2 separate regions of the Homo sapiens genome follow, and region 2 is linked to region 1. A link is a loop called in an ENCODE intact Hi-C map of the cell type or tissue named here. Cell type or tissue: HepG2. All regions are shown on one strand. Links, peaks and the distances in the headings refer to the core of each region. The heading gives the core; the rest is flanking DNA. Region 1 has its middle 68 kb from the start of DNMBP-AS1. Region 2 holds the start of DNMBP-AS1 (DNMBP antisense RNA 1).

Region 1 (11,462 bases), core at 1,351-9,350:
TAAATGTAAAACCCAAAACCACAAAAACCCTAGAAGAAAACCTAGGCAATACCATTCAGAACATAGGCATGGGCAAAGACTTCATGACTAAAACACCAAAAGCAATGGCAACAAAAGACAAAATAGACAAATGGAATCCAATTAAATGAAAGAGCTCCTGCACAGCAAAAGAAATCATCATCAGAGTTAACAGGTAACCTACAGAATAGGAGAAAATTTTTGCAATCTATCCATCTGACAAAAGTCTAATATCCAGAATCTACAAGGAACTTCAACAAATTTACAAGAAAAAAAAAAACCCCGTAAAAAGGTAGGCGAAGGATATGAACAGACACTTCTCAAAAGATGACATTTATGCGTCCAACAAACATGAAAAAAAGATCACCACTGGTCATTAGAGAAATGAAAATCAAAACCACAATGAAATACCATCTCATGCCAGTTAGAATGGCCATTATTTAAAAAGTCAGGAAACAGATGCTGGCGAGGCTGTGGCGAAAAAGGAACGCTTTTACACTGTTGGTGGGAGTGTAAATTAGTTCAACCACCGTGGAAGACAACATGGCAAATTCCTCAAGGATCTAGAGCCGGAAATACCATTTGACTCACCAATCCCATTACTGGGTATATACGCAAAGGATTATAAATCATTCTACTATAAAAACACATGCACACGTATGTTTATTGCAGCACTATTTACAATAGCAAAGACTTGGAACCAACTCAAATGCCCATCAATGATAGACTGGATAAAGAAAATGTGGCACATATATACCACGGAATGCTATGTAGCCACAAAAAAGTATGAGTTCATGTCCTTTGCAGGGACATGGATGAAGCTGGAAACCATCATTCTCAGCAAACTAACACAGGAACAGAAAACCAAATACCACATGTTCTCACTTAGAAGTGGGAGTTGAACAATGAGAACACATAGGCACAGGGAGAGGAACACCACACACTGGGGCCTGTTGGGGGGTGAGGGACAAAGGGAGGGAGAGCATTAGGACAAATACCTAATGCATGCGGGGCTTAAAACCTAGATAATGAGTTGATAGGTGCAGCAAACCACCATGGCAAATGTATACCTGTGTAACAAACCTGCATGTTCTACGCATGTATCCCAGAATTTAAAGTAAAATTTAAAAAAAGGACACACACACACACACACACACACACACACACACACACACACACACACAAAGACAAGAAGTAACAGATGCTGGCAAGATTGTGGAGAAAGGGAATTCCTTGTACACAGTTGATGAGACATAAATTAGTACAGCCAATATAGAAAACTATATGGAAATTCCTCAAAAAATAGAACTACCATATATCTAGCAATTCCACTACTGGGTATATATCCAATAGAAAGGAAATCAATATATCAAAGAGATACCTGCACTCCCATGTTTATTGCAGCACTATTCACAACAGCTGAAATATGGAATAAACCTAAGTGCCCATCAGTGGATGAATGGATACAAAAAAATGTGGTACAGGCTGGGCGTGGTGGCTCACGCCTGTAATCCCAGCACTCTGGGAAGCTGAGGCAGGTGGATCACCTGAGATCAGGAGCTCGAGACCAGCCTGGGCAATATAGTGAAAACCCATCTCTACTAAAAATAAAAAATTAGCCAGCCATGGTGGTGCACACTTGTAGTCCCAGCTCCCTGGGAGGGTGAGGCAGGAGAATTGCTTGAAACTGGGAGGCAGAGGCTGCAGTGAGCCATGATAGCACCACTGTACTGCAGCCTGGGCAACAGAGCAAGATTGTCTCAAAAAAAAAAAAAAAAAATTGGGGAGATATATACACAACAGAATATTCAGCCATAAAAATTATGGCACTCATTTGCAGCAACATGATGGCACTAGAATCGTTAAGTGAAACGAGGCAAGTACAGGAAGACAAATATTGCATGTTCTCACTCATATGTAGGAGCCGAGACAGCAGATCTCATGAAGATAGAGAATAGATTAATGGTTACCAGAGGCTGGGAGGGGTAGGGGAAAGGGAGGTGAGAGCTTGATTCATGGGTACGAATATACAGTTTGATAGAAGAAATAAGCTCTAGGGTTTGATAGACTGGGAGGGTGACTATAATTTACAAAAGTCTATTCTATATTTCAAAATAGCTCAAAGAATGTGGAGAAAAGGGAACCCTTGTACACTCTGTCGGTGAGAATGTAAATGAGTGCAGCCACTATAGAAAACAATATGTAGATTCCTCAAAAAATTAAAAATAAGACTACCACATGATCCAGCAATCCCACTACTGGGATTCCAGAGGAAATGAGCTCTGTGTTGAGGTATCTGCGCTCCTATGTTTATAGCAACATTATTCGCAAGAGCCAAGATACAGAATCAACCTATGTCCTTCAACAGATGAATGGACAAAGACATTGTGGTTCATATACACAATGGGATACTATTCAGACTTAAAAAGGAAGAAGTCTTATCATTTGCAACAACTTAGATGAACCTGGAGGACATTTGTTAATTAAAATAAGCCAGGCAGGGCTGGGCAGGGGGGCTTATGTCTATAATCCTAGCGCTTTGGGATGGCTTGAGCCTAGGAGTTTGACCAGCCTAGGCAATATGGTAAAACCCCATCTCTACAAACAAATACCACCAACAACAACAAAAAACCCCACAAAAATTAGCTGGGCATACTGGTGTTTGCCTATAGTCTCAGCTGCTTGGGAAGCTGAGGTGGGAGGATCACCTAAGCCCCAGGGGCCGAGGCTGCAGGGAGCCGTGATTGTGCCACTGCACTCTAGTCTTGGGTGATGGAGTGAGACCCTATCTCAAGAAAAAAAAAAAAAAAAGCGACGCACAGAGAGACAAACATGTGATGTCATATATATGCAGAATCTAAAAATGAATTCACAGAAGCAGAGAATAGAATGGTGGTTACGATGCACTGGGGGAGTGAGGTAGGGGTTGGTAGATGCTGGTCAAAGAATTTAAAATTCCAGTTAGACAGGAGTAAGTTCAAGACACTTATCAAACAATATGGCAACTATACCTAATGTATTATATTGAATAATCACTGTTATTTTTTATTTTTTTAAAAAGACGTAGGTTCGCTCTGTGGCCCAGGCTGGAGTGCAATGGTGCAATCTTGGCTCACTGCAACCTCTGCCCTCAGGGTTCAAGCCATTCTCCTGCCTCAGCATCCCGAATAGCTGGGACTACAGGCATGTGCCACCATGCCTGGCTAATTTTTTTGTATTTTTAGTAGAGACAGGGTTTCACCACATTGACCAGGCTGGTCTCGAACTCCTGACTTCAAGCGATCCATCCACCTCGGCCTCCCAAAGTGCTGGGATTACAGGTGTCAGCCACCGTGCCTGGCCTAAAAATCGTTGAGATTTTTAAGTGTTCTCACTACAAAAAAAACGAAAAGCATATGGGGTGTGCCTATGTTGATTAGCTCAATTTAGCCATTTTACAGCATACGTATTTTAAAACATGTACACAAATATGTACATTTTTTGGGTCCATTAAAAAAAGAATGCTACAACATTGTCTGACACAAACAATACATTGGAGAGGTTTGAGGTCCAAATCAAGGAATTTCAATTTGAGGAGTGAGGTAATCAACTCCCATAAGTTTTTAAGGGGATGACCTGTTTTAAGAAAGCTAAATAGCAGCCAGGCATGGTGGCTCATGCCTGTAATCCCAGCACTTTGGGAGGCCGAGGTGGGAGGGTCATGGGGTCAGGAGATCGAGACCAGCCTGGCTAACATGGTGAAACGCCGTCTCTACTAAAAATACAAAAAATTATTTGGGCGTAGTGGTGGCGGAGCTTGCAGTGAGCCGAGATCACGCCATTGCACTCCAGCCTGGGCAACAGAGTAAGACTCCATCTCAAAAAAAAAAAAAAAAAAAAGTGCTAAATAGCAACAGGCTGCTGTGGAGGGAGAACAGACCAAAGGCAGGAAAAGCCAATGAATGGGGAAAAGAAATCAACTGATTCGGGCATAAGATTGAGAATGGAAAAAAATCAGCATCTATCAAAAATATGAAACTGAATAATGGAATCACAGGCACAAGGGAGATAACTGGGACGGGAGCAAGTTTACAAGATGAGTCTTTGTGTTTGCAACTTTAAATGTAAGTATTCCATAGTACTGCAAAATCTATGTAGTTACTTCATCTCAAAGAAATCATTTTTGATAATTAAAAAAAAAAAGATGAGTTTTGTTTTAAATACCAGATGTCTTCTAGGCTCTTCCTCCTTAAAATGTGACCTGCAGATCCAGGCACCGTGGCTCAAGCCCTTAATCCCACCTGCTTGGGAGGCTGAGGCAGGAGTATCCCCTTCAGCCCAGGAGTTCGAGGCTGCAGTGAGCTATGATGGCACTACTGCATCCCAGCCTGGGCAACAGCAAGAACCCACTTTTTTTTTTTTTTTTTTTGAGACAGAGTTTGGCTCTTGGTGCTCAGACTGAAGTGCAACGGTGTGATCTCAGCTCACTGCAACCTCCGCCTCTCGGATTCAAGCAATTCTCCTGTCTCAGCCTCCCGAGTAGCTGGGATTACAGGCATGTGCCACCACGCCTGGCTAATTTTGTATTTTCAGTAGAGACAGGGTTTCCCCATGATGGTTAGGCTGGTCTCTAACTCCTGACCTCAGGTGATCTGCCTGCCTTGGCCTCCCAAAGTGCTGGGATTATAGGTGTGAGCCACCGTGCCCAGCCCTACCCGAACCCACCTCTTAAAAAAAAAAAAAAGTGGTCTCTAGGCCGGCAGCATTGCCATCGCCACCACCTGTGAGCTCGCTGGAACTGCAAGGGGCCCACCTCCACAGCATTACTGAATCAAAGTCTATTTTAACAAGATCCTCAGGTGACTTGTGTGCACATTAAAGTTTGAGAAGCACCTGTTTAGACAACTTTTTAAAGTAGGACTTTTTGCTGTCAGAAAAGCAGAATTTACAAAAACCAAGGAAGGAGAGGGTGTCAGATGTTTCAGACACTCTAGAAGGAAATGTCAAAGAAAATTCTTAAATCCAGCTTGCTGGCTTACCTCCTGATTTTTCTCCCCTTCTGTCTGGAAATAGCTCTTCAGTTGTGCTTTCATCCACGAGTCCCACGACAGGGACTGATGGTGGGAACCTATCGTGTAAACATAGATATGGGGCCTCCCCTCTGATTATTGTGTATAGATATCTCTTCCTCTCAGGAACAGATCCAATGAGATGTGAGAATCCAGTGAGATGATGTCCACAAACTTTCATGAAATGTGAGCTCCAGAGGAGCTCAGTTTCAATAAGGATTGAATTTTGTGTCACCCCATTTTAGTTAATTGTGAAGCTTGGATTCTGTTGATGAGGGTGTTAGTTCAGGGTCAGGAGTACAAACGGGCCTTAACAGTTGTGCTCTGAACTGTGTTTCATTTGCAGAACCTTATGCTTGAGGACCGAGAAACCTCCAGCTTTAAATACTTCATGCTAAATCCCCTCTCTGGTCGCCACATAACTCACGGGGCATTAAACTCTCCCGCCTGGTGGTACATGATACTGCTGAAGTCTTCACGGTTTTACCTTTGCCATGTGTAGCAGATCACCCAGTGCTTCAGAGCAGGGGCAGTGGACTCCGATCTGTCTGAGCCCCTGGCTTATGTCCCACAGCCTCTGCTAGAACTTTGCTGCAATTGTTGGTGCAGGTCAGCATTAGTATTTTACATATGTCAAGAAAGGAGTTTTCCACAAGTTGCAGATTTTGCAAGCTACATAGGGATACCTACGCCTTAACACTCAAGAGATGACCCTCAAGCAGAGAGGGGCAGAATTAGTGCCTTCCCAGCGATAGGCTGTGGGGTGGTGGTGGAAGGGAGCAAGCCTCTGGTTAGAGTCTCGGCAATGTATTCATTCTGGAAACATTTCTGGGGAGCAGTCAGGTGGGTGAGACCCTGCAGCCACCCTGACAGGTCCTTAGACGGAGCAGGACCACGGCACACAGCAATGCCTGTGAACCACCACACCTCGGCATCTCACCAAGCATTTCTCACAGCAACCACCCCAGAGGTCCAGAATTAGGAAAGCTGAGGGTGAGAAATTCTCAATCTGCTGTCGTCAAAAACAGGACTCACTTTGACAAGAGCCCTCACTACAGCCTTCAGTTGAGACCAAGAAAATACCCGCAACTCTGTTCAAACTGAATAAGATTTTTGCAATTTGATAGAAGGGATGCCAGGCACGAGTATTGCAACCAACTTTTAGCTGGGCTTAAAAGGCAGCATGACCCTCTACATACTCAAACTACAGTGGGATTTAATGAAGAAGATCCATGAATTGTCATTAAACTGACTTTAGCTGAAGAACTGTGGCAGTTTTATCACAGCTACCTGGGCTTACTTTTATTAGTTTCCTATTGCTGGAACAAGTTACCACAAATTTAGTGGCTGAAAACAAATTTATCTCAGCATTCTGGAGGTCAGAATTCAAAATTAGTCTCACCGGGCTAAAGTCAAGGTGTTGGCAGGGCTGGTTCCTCATGGATGCTCCAGGGGAGAATTCATTTCCTTACCTTTTCCGATTCCTAAGGTCTGCATATCCTGGCTTGCGGCCACTCCCTCCATCTTCAAAGCCAGCAGCGTGGCACCTTCAACTGTCTCACTCCGTCCGTCATCGCAGCACGCTCTCACTCCGACTGTCCTGCCTCTTTTATAAGAACGCTGTGTTTACATTGAGCCCACCTGGCCAATCCACGGTGCTCTCCCCATCTGAAGACCCTTAACTTAATCACATCAGTGAAAGTCCTTTTTTCCAGGGAAGGTGGCATATTCACAGGCTTTGAGGATTAGGATGTGGACATTTTTGAGGACCATTATTCTATCACAGGTGTGAAGCCACATGACATTTTAAAGGCAAATAGTTTTGTTTTGTTTTTTTTTTGAGACAGATTTTGCTCTTGTTGCCCAGGCTGGAGCGCAATGGCACAATCTCAGCTCACGGCAACCTCCGCCTCCCGGGTTCAAGTGATTCTCCTGCCTCAGCCTCCCGAGTAGCTGGAGTTACAGGCATGCACCACCATGCCCGACTAATTTTTTGTATTTTTAGTAGAGGCGGGGTTTCTCCATGTTGGTCAGGCTGATCTTGAACTCCTGACCTCAGGTGATCCGCCCACCTCAGCCTCCCAAAGTGCTGGGATTACAGGCGTCAGCCACCGCGCCCGGCCAGCAAATAGTCTTTTTGAGCATGGAATCGTGACCCAGTCCAGGCTACATTGGTGGCTCTAGAGCAGTGGTCAGCAAACCTGTTCTTAAAGGGCCAGATAGTAAATATTTTAGGCTTTGTGGGCCAATTCCTCAACTCTGTATTGTAACATGAAAGCAGGCACAGATGGCAAAGAAACAAAGGAGCATGGATGTGTTCCAGTAAAACTTTATGTGCAAAAACAGGTAGCAGGGCAAATTTGGCCCTAGAGCCATACCCCTACTCTAGGTCCAACTAAAATAAAAGAATTCTGTTCAACCATTAACATTGGAGTCAAGTTTGCAGAGAAATTAGACTGTTGGATTAAGGACAATGAAAAGCTGGCCAAAGAGTAATTGGTTTACAGATTGGACCTAATAATTGTGTCAACCAGGCAAATATTTATTATACCAGAAGCTACCTTTATATTACCAGAATGCAAACCCTGACAAACCAGACCACAGGTGTCCGCAGATGAGCACTAAAAAAGAAGCAGCCAGGCAAAGCTATTGTTTAGCACCAGGTATCAAGAGCAATACCTGTGACCAGAGCTAATAGTACAACCAGTGCTATCCACAATCTTCTGACAACCAAGTTGTTTCCCAGAGAAGAACGAGTGTCTATAGCAAGCTTGTCCAGCCCATGGCCTGTGGGCCGCATGTGGCCCATGGCTTTCAATGTGGCCCACCACAAATTTGTAAACTTTCTTAAAACATAATCAGATTTTTTTTGCGATTTTTTTTTTTTTAGCTTATCAGCTATCATTAGTGTTAGTGTATTTTATATGTGGCCCAAGACAATTCTTCTTCCAGTGTGGCCCAGGGAGGCCAAAAGATTGGACAACCCTGGTCTCCAGGCTTGAGCAGCAAGTAATTGTCCCAAAGATGGCTGCCAAGGAACAGGGCAGATGGATCCGAAATCCGTGATAGTGTTTGTCAGGCATAATCGCCAGATGGAAATCAAGTGAGAATCAAGAGGATTAATCAAGAGATTACCAATATGGTGACCAAGGCCTTGATTGTTAGAATTGAAGAAGGAGCTCTATTGTAGTTCATTTTCAAAATTCAGTAAGAACCAAACTAGCCTAGTTTTTCTTCTCTTCCTGAAACTCTATTTTTATGTTCATTTACCTTAAAGAAACACTGCCATACATATATTCCCAGTCTGGTCTTGAACTCCTGAGCTCAAATGATCCTCCTGCCTAGCCTCCCAAAGTGTTGGGATTACAGGTGTGAGCCACTGCACCTGGCCATTTTCTCCTTTTTTCTACTTTTTCCATAAATAGTTGCTTTTTATATTGTAACAGTTAAATTCTACAGCATAACTAACTACTTGCATATGAAATTAAAAGGAGGGCTATGACAATGGAGTGCTTTTTACAGCCAATTGTTTTATGCATTTTTACAATCTTTTACTTATGATGTTTTCTTTTTTTTTTTTTTGGAGACAGAGTCCCACTCTGTCACCCAGGCTGGAATGGAGTGGTGTGATCTCAGCTCACTGCAACCTCGACTTCCTGGGCTCAAGCGATCCTTCCACTTCAGCCTCCTGAGTAGCTGGGACTACAGGCATGCACTACTACACCTGGCTAACTTTCTGTATTTTTTTTTATTTATTTATAGAAACGGGGTCTTACTTTGTTGCTCAGGCTGGTCTCGAACTCCTGCGCTCAAGCATTCCGGCCTGCCTAGGCCTCCCAAAGTGCTGGGATTGCAGGTGTGAGTCACTGTGCCTGGCCTACTTATGGTATTTTCGAACAATATGAAACCTTTCAAAAAACCAGTCTAGTGTCTAGTCCATGTGGAAGACCAAACTCAGAGTAGAATATAGTCTTTGCTAACTAAATCTAAGTTGCAGGAGCTTAGAGATTTAAATACCAATGTTTGTACAATATTGTTTGCTAATTCTAAAATAAATTCATGATCGGTATGCATTTGTGGTTAAATGTATTCTCATTCTATTATATAAACAGGACAAATTTATTCTGAGGATGTTTCCAAAAGTGCTTATGCAAAATTATTCTGCCAGAAATGTAGGCCTGATGGTTTATTCTTATAGGTTTATTCTTTATATTTTTATAGACTTATTCTTCCTGTTTGTGCCAATGTATCAATGTAAAATTAGTTTGTTTTCTTTCAGTCTGTTTATTGCTTCTGAAAAAGGGGACGCTGCTCAGCTGGTGTTGGTTTTGGGCCTGACGACACTTTCTGTGAATGTTGAAAAACTGCAAACTAAAATCAATGTGGCTACTTGTGAGAACTGCTGCTGCAGAGAAACTGTTAGAGTGATGCTAATAGCAACAGAGCCAACGAGAAGGAGCACGTTTTCTTCCTCATCCAGGCTGCGTCCAGTGTCCCTCCAGCACCTCCTATTGTCAGAACTTAATAGGAATAGTTGGCAAAGCAGAAATGAGACTTATAAGTCCCAGCATCACAGAGCAAAATCTAAAAGGGTAGGTTTGAAACTGAGAGATAGTAGCCTAACGATGGGCATAGGCACCTTTACTTCTGAACACTATGATTCCATGCACCCAGAAGAATTGGGAAGGGCACAGAAAGTGCCCAAAAGATCAGTGAAAAACAGTGAAGATATGGTGGAATTTGGGAATGTATAGGTTTTAGGTAGTTATCTAAAATTGTCCCTGAAATCGGTAAGTGAAATAAAGCTTGTGAAAGGGTTATTAATTAGGCCACAATGGAAAGTAATCTTTATTTAGTTTATATTAGGTAGCTTTTGTTTTTGTTTTTTTTTTTTGAGATGGAGTCTTGCTCTGTTGCTCAGGCTGGAGTGCAATGGCGTGATCCCGGCTCACTACAACCTCCGCCTCCCGGGTTCAAGTGATTTTCCTGCCTCAGCCTCCAGAGTAGCTGTGATTACAGGCATGTGCCACCATGCTTGGCTAATTTTTGTATTTTTAGTAGAGACGGGGTTTCATCATGTTGGCCAGGCTGGTCTCGAACTCCTGACCTCAGGTGATCCACCCACCTCAGCCTCCCAAAGTGCTGGGATTACAGGTGTGAGCCACAGCACCCGCCCTAGATAGCTTTTAAAAAATTTTTGGCACAGTGTCAGACATTTACTGGAAGCTAAATAAATAAGTGATGGCTGATAATCTTCAAAGTTCTCTGGTGATAACTATATCGACATCAGCCTGGACCATTTTGTTTGAGAAACAAATTGAGAAAATATCAGGCTTCTCCTTTAGTTTCACTTTTACTGTTGGTGCTTTACCTAGCTTGCATTTCTCTGGCTTCTGCAGTCAGCGTAAATAGTTCCTTTGTTTTCCAAAGTTCCTCCTGCCCCTCTAAATGCTCTATATCTAAAAACTCATTTAAGAAGCAAGTTGGAAAGTACGCGTGTATGGAATGTGCTTTCAAAATAAACACTAAAAAATAAATAAATAAATTTTAAAAACACCACTAAAAAAAAGGAAAAAGCAGTTTTTTGAAATTCTAATGATTAGAAAGAATAGATGGTAAAAACAGTAGTTAGCTACCTAGCAGTGAAATAGTTGAGAAAAAGAGATAAGGGAAGTGATGATGATGATGATGATGCTGATGATGATGACGATGATATTGGATTAAAAGAGCAATACAGACTGGAACAATCAGGAAAAAAGAACAAGGATCAATAGCAGAAATAAAGGACATGACTTAGCTCTTATAGAGCTTTACAGGTATTGTATTGTATTAATCTTAAAATGCTAATTTTTTTCCACAAATAGGATGCATTTTACCAACAATGCATACCAAAGTTTAATTGGCAGTATCCTTTCTTCGTGGTATAGAAAATAACAGGTATTTTACAGTTGATGGCATCTTAGATTAATATACACTAATCTGCAATTTACAGGAGCTACATTTCATGTACATAAGCAGGTATAGATCTGAAAAGCTAGCTGTAAAAAATAGCCAATGATTATAGAATATTCACAATGTACTAGATCTGGTTTGCAGAATTAAGGAGGGGATTCTCCATGAATAGCGCCCCCCCAGCCAACACTTCAATATCTATACAACTTTGTTGATCTCCATCCATGCTGTGATTCAAAATCGAATTCACAGGGCTATGTGTAGGAGGCACACAAGTTTATCATACAAATGAGACAATTTTTGTGCGTGTGTGAAAGGGGGAGCTATTATTGTTTTGGGAAAACAGATGTAACCCATAACTATTCAGGGCAAACCAGAGGTATGCTTACACTAGCTATATGCCCTTCATTTCAGAAGTTCAATGTTAAGCACCTCACTAAACAG
Region 2 (11,462 bases), core at 1,448-9,447, 72 kb before region 1:
AAAAAAAAAAAAGAAAAAAGAAATCTTCAGTAAAGGGTTCTTTGTTGGAGATGAAGGGTATGGGCAATGAATGTTCAATCATGTTCTCCAGAGGCCTTCTTGAACTGTCCCTATCCTGAAAATATATTATAATGAGATCTTAAAAGAAGGTACCAATAATCACCACTTTTGTTTTTGAAAATAACCAATTTTCAGGTTATCCTCACAAAATGTAAGCTGAACAGTTAGCATCTGTCTTATTGTAGAAGAAGTTGAGGTAAAGAAAGGATAAGAGCACAGTATATGTTTCTGGAAAAATGAAATTAAAATTCAGTTCTATATGATTTATGATTTAATTTTGAAAAAATTACTCTAATTTTATCATCAATTGTTTTATAACAAACTCTTGATTATCTGATTATAAGCTATTCACTTGTAGATTATTTTAATCTTACAGTTAGATTAAAGTTAATCTTACCTATACTTTTATAGTTAAAATTTCCTTCTCACTCAGTACCCAAGTCAGAGGTGTTCAAGGAATGCACCTGGCCTAGGTAAAATAAGATCTGGGTAGCAAAGCACCTGGCAAAATCCTATGGGTCATTTTATAGTCAAGCACATTGGAAAACCGGGTTATCTTTTATGCTCTTGATTTTTATATGCTCTTGATTTAAAAAAAAATTAGGCCAGGTGCGGTGGCTCACGCCTGCAATCCCAGCACTTCGGGAGGCCGAGGTGCGCAGGATCACCTCAGGTCAGGAGTTCAAGACTAGCCTGGCCAACATGGTGAAACCCTGTGTCTACTAAGAATACAAAATTAGCCGGGCGGCAGGGTGTATGCCTATAACCCCAGCTACTCGAGAGGCTGAGGCAGAAAAATGGCTTGAACCTGGGAGGCAGAGGTTGCAGTGAGCTGAGGTTGCACCATTGCACTCCAGCCTGTGTGACGAGAGCAAAACTCCATCTCAACAACAACAACAACAAAAAATTTAAGTCTACTCAGGCAAGGTGGCTATTGCCTGTAGTCTCAGCTACTCGTGAGGCTGAGGTGGGAAGACTGCTTGAGCCCAACAGTTCAAGGCTACAGTGAACTATGATCGGACCACTGCACTCCAACCTGGGTGACAAAGAGAGGCCCTGTCTCTAAAAAGTAAAATAAAGTAAATAAGAAAAAAAAAACTAAGTCTGTCTTATATTCCCAAGTAGGTTACAGTTCCTTAATGGTAGGTACCACCTTCTCTTTGGTATCTCAAGAGTCTGGTATGATGCCTTTTGCATGGCAAGCACTTGATGTTCATTTGCTAATGATGATGATTCTTCAACTCCAACTCCCAAATAAATTCATTACATTCTGCTTTCCAAACTGACTTCTGCTGCTCATTTCCTTTTTTCTTCTAATTCCTTCTTTCAAAATATTTCTTCCCTTTTTCTTTTCTTTTTTTTTTTTTTTTTTTTTTTTTTGTGGAGACAGGGTCTCACCCTATCACCAAGGCTGAGTGCAGTGGTGCAATCATGGCTTACTGCAGCCTTGACCACCCGGGCTCAACTGATTGTCCCACCTCAGCCTCCTAAGTAGCTGAGACTACAGGCATGCGCCACCATACCTAATTTTTATTTTGACAGGGTCTCACTATGTTGCCCAGGCTGGTCTCGAACTCCTGGACTCAAGTGATCCACCCGCCTGAGTCTCCCACAGTGCTGGGATTTCAGGTATGAGCCACTGTGCCCGGCCTCTTCCTTCTACTAATTGCTCTATGCTACGACCCTGGTCCAATTCCCACCATCTCACCCTTTGAAATCTTGTCCCCACGCATTATTTCCTCACGTCTACCAAATGATTCCTGACAAATCAAGATTACAAATGTACCAGTTTTACCATCTCCCTCCCCGGGCCAAACTTTTACCATGAAGCACAAGGAGCCTACTGCTAATGGCTTCTTCCTCAGTAATCCTATTCTTATTACCCAAAATATATAAAAAATAAATTTGCTCTGGACACTCTCTGTAGAGGTTTACTGAGCTACCAAAAGACTTATGCTTTCACCCCAAAGCAAACTTACATTCATGATTATCCAGTCACAACTTTCCCCTTCTCCAACTATCCAATATTATCTCACCTATGATATGAGACCCTATTCCACACAAGGAGGTTTTTATTGTTATGAAGCCGCATCATTATTAACCCCAAAGCCTTACTCCAGTTACACTGTCTCTCCATCTGAAACCTAGGCTTGCTTCTCTAAAAAACCTTAGAAGCTCACATTCATCTTGGCTGTCTATAGCCTAGAAAAGAAATTATTGTCTACATCATGAATTCTGACACTGGTATTTTTATATACTATACAGCACCTAAGATTTTAGACTTAGAGAGAGGTGCCCAACATTTTCACAAATTTGATATTATTTGGTTTCAGTGTTCCCCAAAAATAGGGTCTTGGTCCTGTATTTCTGCATTCCTTTAACTTATGATTCCCTATCCCTTGGTCAGAAGTTGGGGTCCTAAAAAATCACAAGGCTGGGCGCAGTGGCTCACGCCTGTAATCCCAACACTTTGGGACGCCGAGGCAGGGGGATCATGAGGTCAGGAGATTGAGACCATCCTGGCTAACACGGTGAAACCCTGTCTCTACTAAAATTACAAAACTTTAGCCGGGCATGGTGGCGGGCGCCTGTAGTCCCAGCTGCTGCGGAGGCTGAGGCAGGAGAATGGTGTGAACCTGGGAGGCGGAGCTTGCAGTGAGCCAAGATCGCGCCACTGCACTCCAGCCTGAGTGATAGAGCGAGACTCCGTCTCAAAAAAAAACAAAAAAACAAAAACAACAACAAGTGATTTTTCCCCCTCTGGCCCTAAGGCCATCCATCGAGAACACAGAGGGAATGCACTGGTGACTGACTGCTGTTCAGACACAATGGGCCTCTTGGTGAAGGGGAAGAATAAAAGCGTGCCATAACTCCCACTCTGCTGGCTTTGAAATCAACTGGCTTTCTTAAAGCTGTAGAATTATGCTATTTTCCTTTTTTGCCAGATCCCCCTGAACCCATATAATAAAGCTTGTTTTCCTGTCTATTTTCAACAGGGTAACTGTTTTGATAAGCTTTATTACCTGATGGATTGCTATTTTATTGGTTATTTCTACACAGTAAAGGTGAATCTTCAAAAACATACACAACTTAGAACCTGGAAAGTACTTTAGAGATTATTTAGTTCAATACCCCTTTTATTTTAAAATTCATTTGATTATTATTATTTTTTGAGACAGGGTCTCAGTCTGTTACCCAGGCTGGAGGGCAGTGGCTCAATCACTGCTCATTGTAGCCTTGACCTCCCAGGCTCAAGCAATCCTCCTGCCTCAGCCTCCTGAGTAGCTGGGACTACAGGTGTGTGCCACTGTGCCCAGCTAATTTTTTTTTTGTTATTGTGGAGATGGGGTCTCATTTGTTGCCCAAGCTGGCCTCAAACTCCTGGGCTCAAGTGATCCTCCCACCTAGGCCTCCTAAACTGCTGAGATTAAAGGTGTGGGTCACCATATTCTGCCTCAATGCCCCTGTTTTATAGCCCTGTTACTGAACCGTAAGTCTCTGTTTTTCATCAGAAAGAGTCATACAAGCTATTCCCCTGGGATCCTAGGTGATTCCTTAGGAACGGATCACTTTTTCCATTAGATTGGTATCTCCAGAATAACTAGTGGTCATTCCCAGACTTCTGAAATGCCAATATGAGGAACTCCTGCACGAGCAAGACCAGATTTTGAGAACAGAAAAATAGGAAGTGTGGTGACCCTTAGGGTCAGCCTGAGCCTTTGACTCATGCACAATTAATCCCAGCCACACTGCTTGTTTCCTCTGGTTGGATTTTTTATTTGAACAGGAAATGCATTAGGAATAAAATGGTAAAAAGGAGTGCAGGTCTTCTTAGAATCGGATATGAGCAGTCTGACTGCAGTCCTGGGTTCCTCACGGACTCCTTTTGGGCTGTCTCTAAATGCCAGGGGAACTATGTGCTTTATGCAGCCTGACCACGTAGAGTATTTTATTCAGGTTTCCATACGAGCCATGTCAGAACTTCTTTCCTGAGAGCTCACATTCATGGCATCACAAATTTACAACACATGTGCTTTGACTGATGAATACCACTGGTCAATTTGTTTTTTATTGGCCTTTTGTTTGAGGGGGCAGGTGATCTAGAAACATGCTGGGGGAATCCGAGGAGTCATTGTGGCCAACTGCCTCATTTTATTGATGGGTAGATTGAGTTCCAGAGAGAATTAGTAGTTACCCAAGAGTAAACATGTAATTATTAACAAAGCATATAAGGCAGTTTTCCTCAGGGTTCTGGATATTATTTCACAAATAAGGATTAAAGTTCAAGGAATCATTCCTAGATATCTAAGAAATGACCAGACAGCTAAAAGAGTAATCTTATTAAGGCCTGTCTCTTAGCATGTGTTTCCCCTGCTCAAAAACCTCATGACTCTTTGCTTTCCATTGAATAAAATAAATGTCATTGACATCCTCTGGGGTCCACCCCAACCTATCTCTTCAGCCTCCTCTCTTATTTTCCACGTATTATATCCTTCAGATGATTCCCCATTTCTTAGTGCTCCATATGTGAAGTCTGCAGAGATCCTGCTTCTCCTAGAAGTCACTGTTCACATCCAACCGCTTCCCTGAAGCCTCCACTTGCCATGCCAGGGACTTTGCTTTGGTGCTGTTGCTGTTTGTCTTTGCTCCATAGCACTTATCACATTAGATCTTTCTTTAAGCGTGTTGCTTCTGCATTGTAAGAGGCAGGGACTAATTTGTTTGTCTTTTTCTGTTCCACAATGCCTCCTCTATGATAGGTAACCATCTAATATTTGTTGATTTAAATAGCCATTTACCTGCCTTTTTGATTTCTGGCCTCATTTTCGACTTCTTAAATATGTTGTATGAATTAACTAGAAAAGAGGTTTAAGAAATGAATGTTTTTGATGCTTCCCTGGCATGACAAGTATCTGGGAAAATGTGAAAGCATACCTAACTCCATTCTGGGAAGAATGTTTACGCTATAAAATCACCTACTCACCAGATCAAAGTAAAAGGAAGTACTTTTTCTTCCTTCAGTCGTATGACTAACTGTCTGCAGGTGGGAGCTTCAGCAGCTTGCGATTGGAGTGTACACTAACTGGTGACTTCAATTCCAGAAAAGCAAAGCAGTCAGAAGAGTCCTGACTCTAAGTTAAGGGATGAAGTCCTGAAAGGTTTCAGATGTTCAAGGATTAGAAAGGTGGACTTGGAGGATGGGGAATGGAGGTGCAGCTTGAGAAGGAAAGCACTTGTTTATACCCCTGGTGGCTTACTAAAGGATTAAAGAGGCGGGGGAGACTGATATATGACCTGACCTGGACTTCTAAAGGGGTGCTGTTTCTCTTTCACACGACTTTTCCTGCAAAACCTTTGGAGTAGCAGAATGCCTCTATCTTCAGCAAGTAAAGCAGCCAAGCCAGTTTGACCAGCTTGAGGGAAACACCAAACAAAGCTGGCAACTCCAATCACATGCATACTAGTTACTCATTATCTTCTGGCCTCTGGAGAAAGATAGAGTAGCTCGCTGATTGGATCCTGAGGTTGAAATAACTCCACATCTCACTGCGCTCCGACTAGAGCAACGAGAAGAGTGTCTGGAATGGTTGGGAGACATTTTAAGCAGGACAAATCCAGCCTTAGGCTAGACTGCACCTGTCCACAGCCCAGCCCAGGCCCATGGAAAAGAATAGTAAAACCTTTGTCTTTAAGCACATAGAATATGTGTGAAACCCAGAAGGCTAGAAAAGAAAGGGAAGTGGAGGAGAAAAGGCACTGGGACTCCAGCTGGGAGTATGAAGACTACGGGAGTGTACGGAAAAGGAACCTTACAGTGCTGGATGGACTCTACAGAGAAAATGACTTGGATCCCAGGTACTGGGCCAAGGGACAGCATCAGCCCTACAGAAAAAGGGATTGTGGATACTGGGATTTTGAACAGAGTGAACCAAGCTATATGGACTGTGGGGAAGCACATGAAAGTGGAAAGGGCTGTGTGTACCACGGAGGTCATGATGGTTATAGGAGTCCAGAAAATGTAGATTATGAGAGTCTCAGCCCTGGGACGAAGGATAATTCACCTACGAGAAGCCCAGATGTGACCTCGAAAGCTGGTGGATACGGGGAGGCAAATGGCTACTCAGACTGTAAGAATCTGAATTATAATCCTGAGGACTCTAAAAAAGCTGAACAGTTGACTGACTGTAGGGGTTTGGATGATTCTTCAGCGAATTTAGGTCAACCTCAGTTGTGGTATATAGACCATGAGAATGTTAACCATAATCTTGAGGATTGTTGGGCAACTAATTTTTATTGTAGAGAACACAGCAATTTATATCATGTTCCTGGGAGTTATCCTGATGGTCAGCCTGTGAGCTTTTCAGATTCGAATGGTGTCAATGAAGATAAGGAATTTATCAAATACCATGAAGGGGACAGGAATGTTCATCAAAATGACAACATGTATCCCAAAGCAAAGACTCATATTATGGATCAGGGTGATTTTGATACAGAAAATAAAGGCTATGATGCTTTATTTGCAAACTGTGCATATAAATCTCGTAATTCCAGAGGGACAGATTCTCTCCATCAAATGGAGAATTTGGAGTATAATGGCACTGACATACCAAGAACAAAGGCACATGGGGGCAGCAGGATCCTTCTGGATGGTCTGCAGACTCAGTGTACCAGGGGAGAACAAGGAGGACATCATTTGGGGATTCCTCAGAGCTCGTCATTAGAGAAGAACATCTGGCATTTAGAGGAAGAGAAAAAATTAAATGGCCCAGAGACTTGGAGAAGGAATAGTTGCCTCCGCCGCACAGCACCCAGCACCCTGAGGCGCTCAGAGTTCGTGCAAAACAGCAAGAAAACCCAAGGTATGAACTCAGCCAGCCTTCTTAAGATAAAGCATAAAGATAGATTTAAAGGGTAGTTATACCAGGTACTAGGAGCACTTGTGTTCTTAAGGAGCCCGGGCCCTGAACTTCTTATCAAGTGCACCTTGAGTGAGAACAACCTTAGAGATTTAATTACTTTGGAAGGCATTGTACAGAGCAAGAGTATATATACAGTGCTAAAAATATGCAACATTCGGATAGCGCTCTCATGGGAACTTTTATTTACGCTTCCTGGTTTTTTCAGATGTCTCTAATCTCAAGTATCTTTCCTTTCTTACTTTCATGTTTTTGTTCATCTTGTCGAGGCAGCAAGTTTATTATCAGGGCATCAAGCTAAAATTCATTTTCCTGGCATGTTTTTTTTTTTTTCTCTCAGTCTCTACACTTCTTTGGACATTAATGGAAAAGAAGACTTGACTTTATTTTTATTTATTTATTTTTTTGAAACAAGATCTCATTCTGTCCCCCTGGCTGGAGAACAGTGGCACGGTCATGGCTCACTGCAGCCTCAAACTCCTGGGCTCAAGAGATCCTCCCACTTTAGCCTCCTGAGTAGCTGGGACTATGGGTACATGCCACCATGCCCGGCTACTTTTTTATTTTTTTGTAGGGGCAGGGTTTCACCATGTTGCCCAGGCTGATCTTGAACTCCTGGGCTTGAGCGAACCACCCACCTCTGCTTCCCAAAGTACTGGGATTACAAGTGTAAGCCACCATTGCCAGGCCTTCATTTTAATTTTTTTTTTTTACCGCTCCTTTCAGAGCAGGGCTACCCCATAGGCAGTGTGCCCAGAGTAGCCCTGATTTGTTTTATAGATTGTTCACTCCTTGACATTCAGGAATCTTAAGTGAATGATGAGTACTGACACTCTTGTGGATTCCAGAAGATTATTTCTAGCTTTCAAATCACTTCATCTCACTGAGCCTTAACTACGTTGTCTGTGAAATGAGAATATTAGGAGTCTTTTATCATGTAGAGGTTCTTTCTTTCTTGCCATTATATCTTTTCTTCAGTTCTCATAAGTGAGCTTTATTTCTACTGTGTTATTTTTATAATTACTGAACTCTCTGTTAAACCTTTCGTGTGTGTGTATGCTGTATGTTGTCTTCATGCCAAACGGCCTTTCTGGTTCTGGCCAATTTTGGGGTCCAGGCTGTGACCAGAGGATAAAGGTTAGTCAGAGAATGTGAATGATCTGAAAAATCCATCTCATGCCCTCCCCTTAAGTAGAAAGTTTCTCGTCTAGGTCTCCTTCAGAATGGGCTGGCTGGTTAGATTTGTACTAGGGGCCACCACAGACTGAAAAGATAAGCCTGCTATGGTCCTGGGATGGCCGGTGGTTTACCTGGTGGTCTTCCAACATGGGCTTGACTTAACTTGAATTTCTGGGGCACCATTTTGGACCTAACAGGCTCTTAACCTGCACCTATAAAGACAAAAATGAAACCAAACCCAGCTTTAGTTGGGAGGCTGAGGTTTTTAGCAGCTAGTCATTTTTTCCTAGGTGCATTTTCTCTCTGAAATGATAGGGACTGGATAACTTCTAAATTCCTTCCAGCTAAAAAAGAAAAAAGTCTGATTCTGTGATTCTTTATATTGGTTTTTGTATTGTTCCTCTTCCCTTCCCCCCGCATCTGTTCCTTTGGTGAACTTTGTTTCCTATGTTTAGTTCCTTATTGTATTAAGCCTCCCAACTGTAATCAAAGTGTGTTTATTCTGTTTGACTTAACAGGAGTGAAACCCTTCTCTCTGCAGTGTTGTAATGTGCCCTCTGATCTCCCTGAAACCAGCTCGGTTCCACCCAATATCATTTCCATTTCTACAACTCTCTTTATCTTTGAGGACTTAACTTTTGAAAGTATATTCATATTTAGTTCACCCCTTTTTGTACCCCTAATATCCTTCTTGACCTATAACAAATTCTGTCTTTACTAGAAATCTTTCAGCATTCTAACGTTCTTTGTTAGCTCTCTCACGCCATTGCCCTTCCTGAATATTACAAGGGAACACTGTGTAATTACACAAAGGAACAAGCATCAGAGTTGGTCTGCCCTGAGTTCAAATCTCAGCTCCACCATTTACTAAATGGCCTTAACTTGACAAAAATTACTTAACCTCTTGGAGCTTCGGATTCTCAATTTGTAAAGTGAAGATAATACCTCTCTCATAATGAGATAGAAAAATAAAACAGTCACATATCCGGAACATAGTAGGTGCTCATAAATGGCCATTTCTTTGTGTTTTATCTGCCCACCTCCCTTCCCCTTTATAAGTTGCGCCACCCACCTGTCACTCCATGGTTTCGTCTCTGAGTTCCAGATTGATAGTCCCTGCTCCCTGTTGGACATCTACCCTAGACCGTAAACACTTCAAGTTTGATTGTCTAAGTGGAATGTCCTGTCCCTTCCTCTTCTCCCGTCTTCCCCTTGCCACCCCTCCTCCATCTGAGACAGAGCTCTGTTCAGTGGCTGCTCTCCAGCCTCTCCCCCAGGCAGGAAGCCAAGTTTTCCCCCAGGCTTTCCTTTCTCACCGGCCTGATCAGTCATTCTCCTGAGGCCTCCATCTGAGGTTTTTTTAGGGCAGGTCTGTTAGGGGTTTGCTCTTAGTCCTAGGGTGTGGACCTCTAGTTCTGAGAGGTGGGCCTTATTCCTAAGGTGTGGCCCTTCGGAGGTTTCAACAGAAAACTGGAAGTGTTTATTGAACCTCCTAACTTGGAGGGACTCAAATTTCAAACTGTGTCTTCCCAGAGCCAGACAGTTGGTGAAGATCTATCTGCTGGGCTCTTCTGGCCTCCAGCTTTCCACGGGGTTCCTTGGAGTCTCATCACCTGCATGCACAGTTGAAGGATTGAGAGGCATTTCTGCACAGATTTTGGGGCTCTCCTCTCTGTGGCTTACTGTTTTCCAGGATTTCCCCCTTAATAGCTAATGTCTTCAGAGCCCCCAGACTGGAACCTTTGGCTGCTCAGCCCAGTAAGATTGCCCCATGTGGGCTTTCTTCTTTTGCTTTATTTCCCGGCGTCCTAAAAGACTAGGGAGTGCCCTGAGGGGAGGACTGGAGACAGGTGCATCTTACCTAGTTTGCTTCCCTTGTTTTGAGTCATATCCCCTCCAAATTCTGCCTGCTTTTGATTGCTTTTCAGTGCCTGCATATAGTTATTTTTTAAAATATCTGTCAGAAGGCTGAGGTGGGAGGATCACTTGAGCCTGGCAGGTCGAGGCTATAGTGAGCTATGATGATGCCACTATACTGCAGCCTGGGTGACAGAGTGAGACCACATCTCTAGAAAAATAAAAGTAAATAAAAGTTAAAAAAATAAATCTTGTAAAGTGTTTTTGGTAGTTATAAGTAGGGAGATTAGTACAATGTGAGCTACTCTACCATTACTAGACCAAGTGTGGGCACTAGGGTTTTGCACTTGCTAATAACATACATGGTTATGATGAGAAGGGGACCTGGTGTTTCAAATTCCACGTTACCTGTTTTGCATGTAAATAATATTAGGATATCTAAATGAAGAGCTCTTACAGAGAAAACTATGAAACTAGAGAGGGCTCTAAACAAAACTAGAGAGGGCTAAAGGTTCAGGGTTGGAAGGCTACAAAATAGGAGCCTCTTATGTTATTACTGGAAGGAAGCTTATATAGCCACAATCCCATGTTTTTGTAAATAATGGGTAGCCACTCATGACTGGGTCTTGAAGTCTGTTTGGGGGTTGCAATCAGCAGTTCTGAAAAATAAAAGTAAATAGAAAAAACTTTCATACTACATTCTATGTAGTAAAAGTAAGCATGTAATACTTTGTGTATGTGTATGTGTATAGACATAAATGTATTATGTAAATGTGAGTTACAGCCTAAAGTGTGGGTCAGGCCAGGCACAGTGGCTCACGCCTGAAATACCAGCACTTTGGGAGGCCGAGGTGGGCAGATCACTTGAGGTCAGGAGTTTGAGACCAGCCTTGCCAACATGGTGAAACCCCCTGTGTACAAAAATACAAAAATTAGCTGGGCATGTTGGTGGGCGCCTGTAGTCCCAGCTACTCCGGAGGCTGAGGCGGGAGAATCGCTTGAACCCAGGAGGTGGAGGTTGCAGTGAGCTGAGATTGTGCCACTGCACTCCAGCCTGGGCGACAGAGTGAAACTGTGTCTCAAAAAAATAAAATAAAAAATAAAGTGTGGGTCACAGTAAAAAATGTTTGAAAAACACTTAAATACAACCCATTTATTTTATAAATGAAGAGATAGAGCTCAGAGAAATTGAAATGTGTTTCCAAGGTAACTGGGTCAAGGATTAGGGCAGGAATAGAATCTGGCTCTCTTGACACCTAGAATGCTTTTCCAGCATTACCACATTTGAAGGCAGAAGCACAGCCGTAGATTGAGTCTGCAAAGATGAATTTAGAATATCAGAAAAGTGTTAGGTATTTCTCTGCAGAGTGCACAGAAAAAAAAAGTGTTAGGAAAGTCAGAGGGAGGCTGCCAACAGAGGTTGCAACTATATTATAGACAGCAGAGGTG

Evidence for each region. Peaks named below come from ENCODE experiments on the same cell type or tissue, not always from the same donor. Only the 100,000 strongest peaks of a DNase experiment are listed, where the experiment ranks them.
Region 2: it touches region 1 in a loop (2.6-fold over the local background); 2 of 110 quality-filtered maps call a loop at or near these places.

Annotation. Positions count from the first base shown.
Region 1 is chr10:99,853,149-99,864,610 of GRCh38, reverse strand. No RefSeq gene overlaps it. Among named protein-coding and RNA genes, the nearest start is that of DNMBP-AS1, 68 kb to the left of the region's middle. In HepG2, for the core only: a CTCF peak has its summit at 4,778; a DNase peak (open chromatin) is centred at 4,780; H3K4me3 peaks cover 275 bases.
Region 2 is chr10:99,925,066-99,936,527 of GRCh38, reverse strand. All of the region lies in intron 4 of DNMBP (dynamin binding protein), which reads left to right. It overlaps DNMBP-AS1 (DNMBP antisense RNA 1), which reads right to left and starts at 9,323. Exons shown (of 5, transcript NR_024130.3): 1 at 9,229-9,323; 2 at 8,288-8,368. In HepG2, for the core only: no CTCF peak of the experiment used is centred there; DNase peaks (open chromatin) are centred at 5,557 and 8,657; H3K4me3 peaks cover 4,859 bases.